2 separate regions of the Homo sapiens genome follow, and region 2 is linked to region 1. The links are chromatin loops, found by intact Hi-C in ENCODE. Cell type or tissue: heart right ventricle. All regions are shown on one strand. Links, peaks and the distances in the headings refer to the core of each region. The heading gives the core; the rest is flanking DNA. Region 1 overlaps IFT81 (intraflagellar transport 81). Region 2 overlaps IFT81 (intraflagellar transport 81).

Region 1 (5,916 bases), core at 3,417-5,916:
TAGTTCCTCAACATATCAAAACAAAAACCATGGTTTTCAGTGTATCCATCCTTTGAAAGATTAGAGTTCTCTCTAACCCTAACCCTAATTCTGTGACATTAAATTTTAGCCAGATTAGGCCGGGCACGGTGGCTCACATCTGTAATTGAAGCACTTTGGGAGGCTGAGGCGGGTGCATCATCTGAGGTCAGGAGGTCGAGACCAGCCTGGCCAACATGGTGAAACCCCGTCTCTACTAAAAATACAAAAAATTAGCTGGGCTTGGTGGCATGCACCTGTAGTCCTGGCTACTCCAGGGGCTGAGACAGGAGAATCACTTGAACCCAGGAGGTGGAGGTTGCAGTGAGCCGAGATCGCACCACTGGACTCCAGCCTGGGTGACAGAGTGAGACTCCATCTCAAAAACAAAACAAAACAAAACAAAACAAAATTTTAGCCAGATCTGACTTGGACATTTAATTTTTCTAAGTAAATTAAAAGAATAAAACAGTCAGGCCTGGGCGCGGTGGCTCACACCTGTAATCCCAGCACTTTGGGAGGCTGAGGTGGGTGGATCACAAGGTCAGGAGTTAGAGACTAGCCTGGCCAACACAGTGAAACCCCATCTCTACTAAAAATACAAAAATTAGCTGGGCATGGTGGCAGGTGCCTGTAATTCCAGCTACTGGGGAGGCTGAGGCAGAATTCACTTGAATCCAGGAGGCAGAGGTTGCAGTGAGCCGGGATCACGCCACTGTACTCCAGCCTGGGCAACAGAGCTACACTCCATCTCAAAAAAAAAAAAACAAAAAAAACCAAAACAGTCAGAATTATGTATTTAATTGTAGTGGCTATTAACCACATAGTAAGCACACTAAAGAATTAGCAAGTCAAAACATTTCAATTAGGCTGAGTGCAATGGCTCACACCTGTAATCCCTGCACTTTGGGAGACTGAGGTGGACGGAGGCAGGCAGATCTCTTGAATCTGGGAGGTCAAGACCATGCTGGGCAACATGGCCAGACCCTGTCTGTACAAAAAATTCAAAAATTGGCCAGAACTGGTGGCATGCACCTTGTAGTCCCAGCTACTTGGGAAGCTCAGGTGGAGGATCACTTGAGCCTGGGAGATGGAGGCTGCAGTGAGCTGTGATCATGTCACTGAACTCCAGCCTAGGTGACAGTGTGAGACTCCGTGTAAAAAAAAAAAAAAAAAAAAAAATTAGGCATAGTGGTGTGCGCCTGTAATCCCAGCTAGTCGAGAGGCTGAGGTAGAAGAATCGCTTGAACCCAGAAGGTGGAGGTTGCAGTGAGCTGAGATTGTGCCACTGCACTCCAGCCTGGGCAACAGAGCAAGTTCCGTCAAAAAAAAAAAAAAAAAAAAAAAGGCACTGCACCTGACCTAGCATTTTAATTCTAGGGAACAAAAATGGTATAATCAGGCCAAGCACAGTGGCTCACACCTGTAATCCCAGCACTTTGGGAGGCTGAGGCGGGCAGATCACCTGAGGTCAGGAGTTCAAGACCAGCCTGGACAAATGGCAAAACCCCGTCTCTACTAAAAATAAAAAAATTGGCCAGGCATGGTGGCACATATCTGTAGTCCCAGCTACTTGGGAGGCTGAGGCAGGAGAATGGCTTGAACCCGGGAGGCAGAGGTTGCAGGGAGCTGAGATCTCACCACTGCACTCCAGTCTAGGCAACAGAGCAAGACTCCGTCTCAAAAAACAAAACAAGTCCTGGTGCGGTGGCTCATGCCTGTAATCCCAGCACTTTGGGAGGCTGAGATGGGTGGATCACAAGGTCAGGAGTTTGAGACCAGCATGACCAACACGGTGAAACCCTGTCTCTACTACAAATACAAAAATTAGCCAGGCGTGGTGGCGCGTGCCTGTAATCCCAGCTACTCAGGAGGCTGAGGCAGGAGAATCGCTTGAACTCGGGAAGCGGAGGTTGTAGTGAGCCGAGATCACGCTACTGCACTCCAGCCTGGGCAACAGAACGAGACTCTGTCTCAAAAAAAAACAAAAAACAAAACAACAACAACAAAAACAACAACAACAACAAAAAATTAGCCGGGCATGGTGGTTCGTGCCTGTAATCCCAGCTAGTTGGGAGGCTGAGGCTGGATAATCACTTGAACCCAGGAGGCAGAGGTTGCAGTGAGCTGAGAAGATTGTGCCACTGTACTCTAGCCTGGGCAACAGAGCAAGTACTGTCTCAAAAAAAAAAAAAAAAAAAAAGGTATAACCTGATACCAGCTTTCAATAAGCATTACAATATTTAGTAATTCCAAGGCAGGTATACAAGGTTAATAAAAATATTAGCTTTAAATATAAAATTGCTATAATATTTTGCTTGGAAATAAAAATTAATGACAATTAAAATATTTCCAAATTTCCCATCTAAATGCTTACATTATGAAGACATAAACCCACTGGTCAATTCATATGCATTAATTTACATATTTAAGTTACTTCATTTGCTAATCAATTGATTATGTTTTCATAACATCATGTGGATTAAGTAATAGCATAACATTCTATAATTCCTCATAAAGGACAATTCCTCATAAGAGTTGTCAACTCTTAGCACAGGTTAATTTAAGAGTCAATAGTGGGATACTACAGAAAGCAGTTCACATAATTTTATAGGACTGGGGATCAGATAAAATTGAGAGCTATAAAAAGATGATTCTCACTTACTTTAGATTCAAGTTCAAGAAGATCAGAATGGCCCATAGCTGGCTCTGAAACTACTTTTTGTAAAAAATGTAATTCCTTTTTCTTATTTTCTAATTCTTTAGGAAATTTTTCAGTTACCATATATAAATTAAATTTTATCTCCTCCTCTAGCCTCTTCATTAAACCTTTAAAAATAAAATAAATAAATATTCAGCCCAAAAGAGTAGGTACAGTGATATTCTGTATACTATTTTAAATATAAGACCTGGATACGGCATATTTGTTGAAAACAAACTGTATAATATATAGCATAGTACAATAAAAGATTGGCCATTGAAATATTTTATTGTTAATTACAATGAAAATGAAGAAACATAATTTACATGGAAGAATATTTAAATAATTATAGAAAAAGTGCTATTATGACCCTTTCAAATTATAACCTAATTCTTTTATATCCCGCAATACGCAAAAATAACATGTGCTGAGCCAGATACATTGTTGGGTCATATTTTACCTTCTAAGCATTTAAGAGACCCATGAACCAAATGATAACACAAATAAAATCTAACCCAGGTGCTCTTTTATACAGATGATCATGTATTTTTTTTCTTTTGGAATACTTTTAATGCTATATATATACATATGTATTTTTTATTTTTTTGAGATAGGGTCTTGCTCTGTCACCCAGGCTAGAGTGTAGTGGCACTATCTCAGCTCACTGCAACCTAAACCTTCACAGCTCAAGTGATCCTCCCACCTTAGCCTCCTGAGTAGCTGGAAGTAGCTGGCATCACAGGTGTACATCACCACGCCTAGGTAATTTTTGTATTTTTTTTTGTAGAGACGAGGTTTTGCCATGTTGCCCAGGCTGGTCTCTAACTCCTGGGCTTGAGCAGTCACCTGCCTCAGCCTCTCAAAGTGCTGGGATTACAGGTGTGATCCCAGCCTCTCAAAGTTCTGGGATTACACTGTACCCAGAACAATTTATATTTCTATTATAACAGTTCATAAATGATAATTCATTATCATTTGTCAGCTTCAAGCCAATGAAGACATTACTAAAAGCACCACAAGTTAAAATCTAAAAAAGAGTAACAGGCCAGGTGCAGTGGCTCACGCCTGTAATTCCAGCACTTTGGGAGGCCGAGGTGGGTGGATCACCTAGGTCTAGAGTTCGAGAGCAGCCTGGGCAACATGGCAAAACCCTGTCTCTACTAACAATACAAAAATTAGCCGGGCATGGTGGCACATGCCTGTAGTCTCAGCTACTTGGGAGGCTGAGGAACAAGGATCGCTTGAACCTGGGAGGAAGAGGATGCACTGAGCCAAGATCGTGTCACCATCACTGCACTCCAGCCTGGGGGATAGAGGGAGACTCTGTCTCAAAAAAACAAAAGAAAAAAGAAACAAAGTATCTACCTACACATAAATGTTTTAAGTTTTCCATGTTTTGGTATTTTTTATTTTGTAAAGTATTATTAGTTTACAGTTAAGTGGCAATTTATATTTTTAAGATTTTAGTTTTCTTATTTTTGCAGTTGGACAACTATACACACAGATTTTCAGTGAATAACCATCTTGTTTTAAATTCCCAGCCTAGAGAGATTTACAAAGTTTATTTCATATCTTTCCATTTACACATTTACAAATTCTGACTTGAATGTTTTTTGTTTTTTGTTTTAGATGAAATCTTGCTCTGTCACTCAGGCTGGAGTGCAGTGGTGCATTCTGGGTTCACTGCATCCTCTGTCTGCCTCCTGGGTTCAAGCGATTCTCCTGCCTCAGCCTCCTGAGTAGCTGGAATTAGTCGCACACTACCAGCTCGGCTAATTTTTTGTATTTTTAGTAGAGACAGGGTTTCACCATGTTAAGGCCAGGCTGGTCTGCAACTCCTGACCTCAAGTGATCCGCCTGCCTGGGCCTCCCAAAGTGCTGGGATTACATGCGTGAGCCACTTCGTCTGGCCTGGCTCAAATTTTTAACACATGGGCTTTCTGGTTTAAGTAATCTGTGTAATAGATTGCATAATACATCTGGCCCAAAGCATAATACATCTGGCCCAAAGCCTTAAAACTATTTTTAGTTCCATCGTGCTAACCATATATTAACATGTAAAATTTTATTAACTGCAAATTCTAAGTTTTCCATTCATTACTTCACTATTCCTTCTTTTTTCAGGATTAGAGAAAGGAAGAGAAGAGAAAGTGTTTAATAAATCACACTGTAGGCTGGGCGTGGTGTCTCACACCTGTAATCCCAGCACTTTGAGAGGCCAAGGCAGGCGAATCACCTGAGGTTGGGAGTTTGAGACCAGCCTGACCAACATGGAGAAACCCCATCTCTACTAAATATACAAAAAATTAGCCGGGCATGGTGACCCATGCCTGTAATCCCAGCTACTCTGGAGGCTGTAGAGATGCTTGAGGTAGGAGATTCGTTTGAACCCGGGAGGCAGAGGTTGCGGTGAGCCAAGATCATGCCATTGCACTCTAGCCTGGGCAACAAGAGCAAAACTCCGTCTCAGAAAATAAAAAATAGGCCAGGCGTGGTGGCTCATGCCTGTAATCCCAGCACTTTGGGAGGCTGAGGCGGGCGGATCACCTGAGGTCAGGAGTTTGAGACCAGCTTGACCAACATGGAGAAACCCCGTCTCTACTAAAAAAATATACAAAATTAGCCGGGCGTGGTGGCATATGCCTGTAATCCCAGCTACTTGGGAGGCTGAGGCAGGAGAATGGCTTGAACCTGGGAGGCGGAGGTTGCAGTGAGCCAAGATCACGCCATTGCACTCCAGCCTGGGCAACAGGAGTGAAACTCCATCTCAAAAAATAAATAAATAAGTAAATAAACAATAAAAATAAATAAATCACACTGTAATTAGTCAGTCATTCCTATGTGGTTTTCGATTAAATCTACATCCTGACTTCTTTGTCTGTTAGATGACCAGCTTTTCCATCCTCAGGTTCTTAAGTGTACCCCATGTAATTAGAGATGCATGGAATCAAAGACTAAAATGTTTTTAAAGATTTAAAATTCTCAAATAATATTTTCTCTATTTAAAAAAAAGTTTCTAATTCTAGCAAATATAAACTGATTTATAGTGACAGAAAGCAAATCCATGGTTGCCTGGGGAGGGACAGAAAGGCAGAAGGGGGCAAGAGTGAGACATTAAAAAGGGTCAGTGGAAATGTCTGGGGTGATGGATAGGTTTGTGATCTTGATTAAAAGCTGATGGTTTCACCAGTGTATGC
Region 2 (9,333 bases), core at 3,949-6,448, 64 kb before region 1:
CTGAAGAAACAGAAAAAATGTTGTATAGTGAAACACAGTTAGTCTTCATTATGCAATATAGACTTAAAATCAATGAAGATGATCTTATAACTCATCTAAATCAATCTAGGTAATTTAATTTTTAAATTTCTCATCTACGTACTTCAGTTTAAATATGAGGAAATGAACTCTAAAGTGATTAGAGGGCTTGTTTAGAATCACAAGCCTAAGAGTGAAGCCAAGTCACTTGATGACTGGTCATCTTTCCTCTGAATTATTAGTAAGTATACGTTTTTTCTTTTTTTCTCCTAAGAATGCAAAGCTGGTGTCTTTGTTAAATTGGTTGCTTTATGAAGTCAGCTAGACTAACTAATCAGTTGGTCATTTAAGTCCTGATGGTCAAGGCTATAACTTACTCTCTACCACTTCTAGGAGTGGCTCAGAGAACTAAGAAAAATAATTATACAGTCCTATTTCAGTTGCCATCAGATAACTCTGGCAGGAGGGAGCTGAGCATCTCAAGCAAGGTTTTTCAGTTGTTTGTATTAAATAAATCAATGTTTGTAAAGCGCTTAGACTAGGGCTTAGAACTTTGTGTTTATTAAATAAAGTAAATGAATAAATTTACACCTATCTCATAAAGAGATATCTGAGAATAATTTTTTTTTTTTTTTTTTTTGAGATGGAGTATCGCTCTGTCACCCAGGCTAGAGTGCAATGGCGCAATCTCGGCTCACTGCAACCTTTGCCTCCCTGGTTCAAGTGATTCTCCTGCCTCAGGCTCCAGAGTAGCTGGGATTACAGGCGCCTGCCACCACGCCTGGCTAATTTTTGTATTTTTCATAGAGACGGGGTTTCACCATTTTGGCCAGGCTGGTCTTGAGTTCCTGACCTCAACTGATCCACTGGCCTTGGCCTTCCAAAGTGCTGGGATTACAGGCGTGAGCCACCGCGCCCAGCCTGAGGATAATCTGAAAACTGTAACGCAGAACATTATCATGAACTCTCTGTGATTTAAAAATAGATAATTTTTTCTTTCAAAAATCCATCGTGACTTTATTTCTGTAAAACTAAATTCTTAAGGAAGTCTTCCATCTTTAAAATGAATGAACAATTTCCCCTCAAAAACTGTACTATGACCTTTTGAAAACAATGACAGTCATAAACCATGTACAGTACTGAAAGCCTGAATCAGTTAGACACATTTAAAAAAATAAATAATAATTCTTACCTTTCCAAGGTTTTCTTGTTCAGCAGTATTTTTGGTATACTGTTCCCTAGGGAGTCAACATAATGATTTACTTTCAATTTACTTCAAATGATTTGATCATACAAGTGAATTATAAATTAATATATCTATCTAAAATACACTAGGCAATATAGTTTAGGGTACTGGAGTCAGAATGAAACCCATTATAAAATTCTTTGTCTTTCCCCATCTTTAGTTAGTTCTTCAAGTAAATAGTAATTTAAGGAAAAAAAAGAAAGCAAAACATTTAATAGGAAATTAAGATAATTAAAATGTTAAATACTATTTCTGGTTAATCTACCCTCAAAACAATGGCAACCCATCTGCTTAAATTACACATTGTTTTTGAAGAGGTTTGTAGAAAGGAGAAAGGATATACATTTTAAATAAACATTAAGTAGCATGTAATCTTGCAATTCTACTTCTAGGAAGTCATCCTACAAAAATATCCCATAACTTAAATAAACATAAAAGCAGACTATTTATTTCATCAATGCTTATAATAGTGAAAATATGCAAACAAACTAAATGTCTATAGATGGGAAAATGTTTAAGCAAATTATGGCATATCTATTGAAACAAATAATAAGGAGTTATACAAAAGAATGAGGTAAATCTATAAATACTGAAGTGGAAAATATTCTAGATCAAGAGAAAAACAGCATATGTAGTTTAATCTTTTTTTTTTCCTTTGAGACAAGGTCTCACTCTGTTGCCCAGGTTGGAGTGCAGTGGCATGATCACACCTCATTGTAGCCTCCACCTCCCTGGCCCAAGTGAATCTCCCACTTTAGCCTCCCAGATACTGGGATTACAGACATGTGTCGCCATATTGGGCTAATTTTTTTGTATTTTTTTGGTAGACACAGGGTTTTGCCATGTTGCCCAGGCTGGTCTTGAACTCTGGGGCTCAAGCAATTGGCTCATCTCAGCTTCCCAAATGCTAGGATTACAGGTGTGAGCCACTACACCCAGGAGCAGTTTAATCTTATTTTTATATACATATGTATGTATACGTGTGTGTATACACACATACATATAACATTTCCCATGCATTAACTAACACACATATATACAGATGTATCAGCAAACGCATGGGAAAAGAATATGGCTTAATGTACACCAAAGTATTAACAGTAGACATTTCTGAGACATGGCAATAATGGACAGCATTCAACTTCTGTGCACACTACTTCATAATGGTTACTGTTGTTTTTACAAGTATTTCTTTTGTAAGCTAAAAAAAAAATTTTAATGTAAAAATTAAAAACATAATAACATTGTATTTTATTTGTAAACAAAATTATATTTCAATACTATTTAAGACAAAATGTGAGATTTAAAGCAGGTGACATGTTAAGGATAAAGACTGAAGGCTGGGGCTGGGCGCGGTGGCTCACGAGGTCAGGAGATCGAGACCATCCTGGCTAACACGGTGAAACCCTGTCTCTACTAAAAATTCAAAAAATTTAGCCAGGCGTGGTGGCGGGCACCTGTAGTCCCAGCTACTCAGGAGGCTGAGGCAGGAGAATGGCGTGAACCCAGGAGGCGGAGGTTGCAGTGAGCTGAGATCACGCCACTGCACTCCAGCCTGGGCAACAGAGTGAGACTCCGTCTCAAAAAAAAAAAAAAAAAAAAAAAAGACTGAAGGACGAGGGGTAAAGGAACACAGAACAAAGAAGAGACTGTTTTTGTGTGTGAAGCTACGCTGCAGTATTTAAGAAAAAATTAAACAATATAAAATTGGGACTCCAAGAAATCCTAAGCCATAAAAAGAGAAAATACAGCAGTCTAAGTAAAGGAAAATTTTGCAATTAGTCTTGATGAATCCTCATTTTCAGTAGGGCGTGGTGGCTCATGCCTGTAATCCCAGCACTCTGGGAGGCTGAGGAGGGTGGTTCACTTGAGGTCAGGAGTTTGAGACCAACCTGGCTAACATGGTGAAACCCCATTTCTACAAAAATACAAAAATATAAACTACAAAAATACAAATAACAAAAATTAGCCAAACACAGTGGCGTGTGCCTGTAATCCCAGCTACTTGGGAGGCTGAGGCAGGAGAATATGTTTGAACCTGGGAGGCGGAGATTGCAGTGAGCCGAGATCGTGCCACTGCACTCCAGCCTGGGTGACAGAGCAAGACTCCGTCTCAAAAAAAAAAAAATCTGGCTAGAAGACAGATCAGAAAATGAATAGTTCAAGAGCAATTATTTCCTTCTTTGCTATTTATATCGATAACTTTGGAAGAAATAGAACTTAATTTATAAAAATTTTTATTTTTTAAGAACAAATTTAACTTTTCTCATTTCTTATCATTGGCCATATAGATTTATATGAACAAAGTTTACATACAATGAAAGAATATGAATAAGTACATTTTTAGTTTAATATGTTAGAGTATTAGAAAAAACACTGCTCTATACAGTATTTTCAGTCTGGCTTGCATTCTAGTGCATTACATTGAAAAAAAATTCAGATTCTGCAAGACACTCTATTTCTTAGATTTTTTTTTTTTTTTTTTTTAAAGACAGAGTCTCCCTTTGTCGCTCAGGCTGGAACGCAGTGGCATGATTTCGGCTTACTGCAGCCCCTGCTCCCCGGGTTCAAGCGATTCCCACGCCTCGGCCTCCTAAGTAGCTGGGACTACGGGCGCCCACCACCATGCCCGGCCTCTTTTTATAACATTAATGTACATGCCACTCAAAATCTCAATGCAATCTAGAATAAACGTGAGTGCTACATTTTATCTGAATTTTTACTGAATAGTAATAGCAAAACATTTAATATTTGAATTGTGATGAGGAGCAAAGAAGGCTTATGTTGTTCAATGATTGCATTTTATCACACCTAGCAATTCAACCATAAATGTATTTTTTTTTAGGCAGGATTTGATTTATTACAGTACGCCACAAGCTGGGATTGCAAAAAAAGCACCATATAAGGACTAAGCAGTATTTACATATCCTTCTTGAAGACTGGTACACTGCAATCACACAATTTCCAGCTAAAATGCAGTCATCACACTGCACAATTAGCAGGCAGATGACTAGAGTCTAGGCCATGTGGGACTTTAAAAAGAGACCAACTTTACTGCTTATGACAAAGCAATTATGAAATTATATATATTCCTGGGTGGCGGGGAATGAAGAGTTATTGCTTAATGGTTACAAGAGTTTTTGTTTGGGATGATGAAAACATTTTGTAAATATACAGTGGTGATGGCTGTACAATATTGTGAATGTAATCAATGCCAATGAACTGTACACTTAAAAATGGGTAAAGTGGCAAATTTTATATATTTTATCACAATCAAAAAGTAAGCAAGCAAGAAATAAAATCATATGTATTCCTACTTAGCAGGGCTAAAATATCTAGATGTTTAGTAAGATTTAGTATTAAATAATATCTTAGTGTCTACTTACTTAAATATGCTAAATTTGTATAATTCTATCTTATTTATAAAACTTTTATTGGTGAAAATATTAAGTATCTCAATATAAAACAACAAAATCACTTGCCTAATTGCCTTTCTTTTTTCTTGTTGATCAGAAGAGATATATGCCTTCATCTCATCAGTAGCACGACGAAGTTGAACTTCTAGGTTCTAAATAGAAAGACTTCAGTTTTAGGGAAGACTTTGATATAGAAAAAACTCAGAAATGTTTTTGATCTACTTTGTCTTACCTTAATCATACAATTTGTATAATGGTATCTACTTTCTTCTTGAAGACATTCTTCACGGAGTCTTCTAACTTCCTATAATATATAATTTTAGATAGGTGACATTATCGAAAGAATGAGACAGATATGGCGACGATGACTTTAGATGTACAACAAAGGACTACCATCAGAGTCATTTCCTCTTCTGCAATTTTAACTTTGTTTATTCTAGCACAATAAGAGATAATCTTTTTCTAGAGAATACACATATCACTCTATAACCTGCAAGTTCAATTGTATTTTTTGAGACAGAGTCTCACTCTGTCACTCAGGATGGAGTGCAGTGGTGCAGTCTTGGCTCACTGCAACCTCCTCCTCGCAGGTTCAAGAGATTCTCGTGCCTCAGCCTCCTGAGGAGCTGAGACTACAGGCACGTGCCACCACGCCTGGCTAATTTTTGTATTTTTAGTAGAGACAGGGTTTCACCGGGTTGGCCAGGCTGATCTCGAACTCCTAGCCTCAAGTGATCCTCCCGCCCTGGACTCCCAAAGTGCTGGGATTACAGGCATGAGCGACTGCATCTGGCCCAATCATACATTTATTAAGTACCTACTGTGTGTCCAGCACTGTTCTAAGTGCTGAGGACACAGAAGTGAACAGGCAGGTTCCCTGCTTTCACTGAAGTAGAAGAAACCAACATAAACAAGGAAACATAATGAAGGATATTTGAGATGGGGATAAGCGCTATGAAGGAAATCCATCAGTAGAATGTGATAGAGGGACTGGGTGGGCCAGGTTGGGAAGAAGAGTGGGTAACATCAGGTGATCAGAGATCTCTGAAAGGCAGTGACACTAAGGCTGAGACCTAGTGATGAAAAGGAGAAGGGAGGGCGAAGAGTTAGGAGCAGAGTATATCACGCAGAAGGGAAGAGTACATGCAAAATCCCAAAGTGAAAACAAGCTTGGCCTGTTTAAAGCTCAGGAAGAAGGTCAGAGTGGCTGAAGCTCCATGGATGAGGAGTAGAGCACATGGACATGAAGTTCATAAGGCAGGTGGGGCCTTGTAGACCATAGTTTGGTGGTTAGATTTTATTTTAAGTGCAACAGGAAGCCAATGAAGGGTGGCAAAAATTTTAAACAGGTTTCTTAGGCTTCCCTATGAAGAATAAACCTTAGGAGAGCAAGAGTAGAAGCAAGAGAATAGGTAAGAGTTTACTGTGGGAGGCCAGGCAGCAGATAATGAGCCTTGTACTTTGCTGGGAGTGGTACAGATGGGAAATTAAGTGTGTACAAATTAAAGAAATAAAGATCTCTGGAGCTTAGGAGATGATGATAAAGATTTGGGAATCTTTTGACATTGATGTAGTGAAAATGTGCGTACACGGGCAGTATTTAAAACATTTTTTTTAGAGAGAGAGTCTTGCTCTGTGGCCCAGGCTAGAATGCAGTGGTGTGATCATAGCTCACTGTAGCCTCAAACTCCTAGGCTCAAGCAATCCTCCTGCTTCAGCCTCCAGAGTAGCTGGGACTACAGGTGTACACACAGGTAGTTTTTGCTAAATTGTTAAAATAAAAACTCTCTTCTTACCTGTTCTAATTTGGACCGATTGCTTTCGAGGCCTGCTGCACAGCTATCATACTGGGATTTCTTTTCATCACACTCCTGGGTCAGTTCCTAGTATAAAAAGGGAAAATGATTGAATAAGTGAAAAACAAAGGTCCCAAACATGGCTCTGAAACAATGCATGCCCTTGTCAGTCTTGTAACTTAACTCTAAGCTTCTTGGCATACTTAAGAGTTATTTATGCAACAACCAGACATTTGAGAATTATGATAGATGAAGGTGCTGATAATAATAATAGCTACCATGTATTGAGCTGTGTGCCAGGTTCTTTGTTAGGAGCTGGGGAGACAATAGTGAATAAAACAGCCAAAAATTCTTCCTCTCAAGTAATGTTCAGACAAGTAAACAGGCTGCTGAGAGCTATGATAGGAAAACACAAGGTGTTACAGAAGGCACACAGGACTCCCGGGAACCTAACCCAGGCTTGGGGATCAGTGGGGACAATTTCCTGGAGAAATTGATATCTAAGCTAATCACGAAGGATTAGTAAGAACAGTTAGGTGGAAGATGAACAAGGGGAAGACAGTATTTAAAAAAAAGGAACACTATGTATAAAGGATTGAAAGCTACAGAGAACAAGAATAATTAAGAAACTTATAAGTAGTTTACTATGCTGGTTTATTTATTTCTTTTGTTTGTTTGTTTGTTTGAGACGGAGTCTCACTCTACTGCCTAGGCTGGAGTGCAATGGTGCGATCTTGGCTCACTACAACCTCCGCCTCCTGGGTTCATGCGATTCTCCTGCCTCAGACTCCAAAGCAGCTGGGATTACAGGCATGTGCCACCATGCCTGGCTAATTTTTATATTTTTAGTAGAGATGGGGTTTCACTATGTTGGTCAGGCTGGTCTTGAACTCCTGATCTCAGGTGATCCACCTACCTCGGCCTCCCAAAGTGCTGGGATTACAAGCGTGAGCCACCGCACCCAGCCTATGCTGGTTTATTTCTGGGAAATGGTGAGGGGAGGCTGAAGACCTAGGCAGGGGCTTAATTAGAAGAACTTCGTAAAACATTCTAGGGTGTTTGAAATGTACCACTGACAATAACTAAATCTCAAAACGGCACCTCAAAAGAGATATTAATACCACCATATAATGCTTGCAGAAAGTTCAGGGAGAACAAGTACCTTGCCAAAGATTATACTGCTAAGAAAAGGTGGAGTCTGCTGGGCATGGTGGCTCACGCCTGTAATTGAAGCACTTTGGGAGGCCAGGTGGGCGGATCATGAGGTCAAGAGATTGAGACCATCCTGGCCAACATGGTAAAACCCCATCTCTACTAAAAATACAAAAAAATTAGCTGGGCATGGTGGCACGTGCCTGTAGTTCCAGCTACTCAGGAGGCTGAGGCAGGAGAATCACTTGAACCTGGGAGGTGGAGGTTGCAGTGAGCCGAGATCACACCACTGCACTCCAGCCTGGCGACAGAGTGAGACTCCATCTCAAAAAAAAAAAAAAGGTGGAATCACAATTTGAATTCAGGTTAAGCAGTTTCTTTATTGCAAGGGGGCAGGGAGGAAATTTAAATTTTGTTTTCTTTAAGTTGTTTCAAAGTTTCTTCTAATGTAGTATTTTGAATGGGATAATTTGAAAATCTCCTGCTACAAACACCTAGAAATGCTAAAAGTACAGTCATGCATGGGATGATGTTTCAGTCACAACGGACCACATATATGATGGCAGTCCCATATGATTATAATGGAGCTGAAAAAATCCTTTCACCTTAGTGATATCATAGGCATCATAATGCCATAGTGCAACAAATTACTCATGTGTTTGTGGTGATGCTGGTGTAAACCAATCTACTGTCAGTTGTATAGAAGTATAGCAATACAATTATGTACTGTATATAATACTTGATGATAATAAACTACTATGTTACTGGTTTATGTATTTACTATGCTATATTTTTTATTGTTATTTTAGAGTGTACTGCTTTTACTTATAAAAAATAAACTGTGAAACAGCCTCAGGCAAGTCCTTCAGGAGGCATCCAGAAGAAGGCATTGTTACAGGAGATGACATCTTCATGTGTGTTATTGCTCTTGAAGACCTTTCAGTGGGACAAGATGTTTCAAGGTGGAAGACAGTGATATTGATTACCCTGACGCTGTGTAGGCCTAGGTGTGTGTCTTAGTTTTTAACAAAAAAGTTTAAAAAGTGAAAAAAGCCTGGGTGTGGTGGCACAATCTTGTAATTCCAGCACTGTGGGAGGCCAAGGCGGGTGGATCGCTTGAGCCCAGGAGTTTGAGACAAGCACAGGCAACATAACAAGACCCCACCTCTACAAAATAAATAAATAAATAAATAAATAAAAATTAGCCAGACTTGGTGGTATGTGCCTGTGGTCCCAGCTACTCCTTAGGCTGAAGTGAGAGAGCTGCTTGAGGCCGGGAGGTTGAGGCTGCAGTGAGCCATGATGGTGCCACTGCACTCAGCCTGGGCGACAAGAGCAAGACCCTGTCTCAAAAAAAAACAAAAAACAAAAATTTTTCACCTTTTTTTTTTTTTTTGGAGACAGAGCTTTCTCTTGTCGCCCAGGCTGAAATGCAATGGTACGATCTTGGCTCACTACAACCTCTGCCTCCCGGGTTCAAGCGATTCTCCTGCCTCAGCTTCCCAAGTAGCTGGGACTACAGACATGTGCCACCATGACCAGATAATTTCGTATTTTTAGTAGAGACAAGGTTTCACCATGTTGGCCAGGATGGTCTTGAACTCCTGACTTCAGGTGATCTGCTCGCCTTGGCCTCCCAAAGTGCTGGGATTACAGGCATGAGTCATTGCACCTGGCCAAAAAAATTTTTTTAAATAGAAAAAAG

The links. Peaks named below come from ENCODE experiments on the same cell type or tissue, not always from the same donor. Only the 100,000 strongest peaks of a DNase experiment are listed, where the experiment ranks them.
Region 2: it touches region 1 in a loop (2.5-fold over the local background); 4 of 110 quality-filtered maps call a loop at or near these places.

The regions. Positions count from the first base shown.
Region 1 is chr12:110,140,313-110,146,228 of GRCh38, reverse strand. IFT81 (intraflagellar transport 81) reads right to left here. Exons shown (of 19, transcript NM_014055.4): 9 at 2,684-2,847. Among named protein-coding and RNA genes, the nearest start is that of IFT81, 19 kb to the right of the region's middle. In heart right ventricle, for the core only: no CTCF peak of the experiment used is centred there; a DNase peak (open chromatin) is centred at 4,575; H3K27ac peaks cover 1,603 bases.
Region 2 is chr12:110,201,094-110,210,426 of GRCh38, reverse strand. It overlaps IFT81 (intraflagellar transport 81), which reads right to left. Exons shown (of 19, transcript NM_014055.4): 15 at 6,477-6,563; 16 at 4,913-4,984; 17 at 4,747-4,832; 18 at 1,211-1,256. Among named protein-coding and RNA genes, the nearest start is that of ATP2A2, 75 kb to the left of the region's middle. In heart right ventricle, for the core only: no CTCF peak of the experiment used is centred there; no DNase peak of the experiment used is centred there.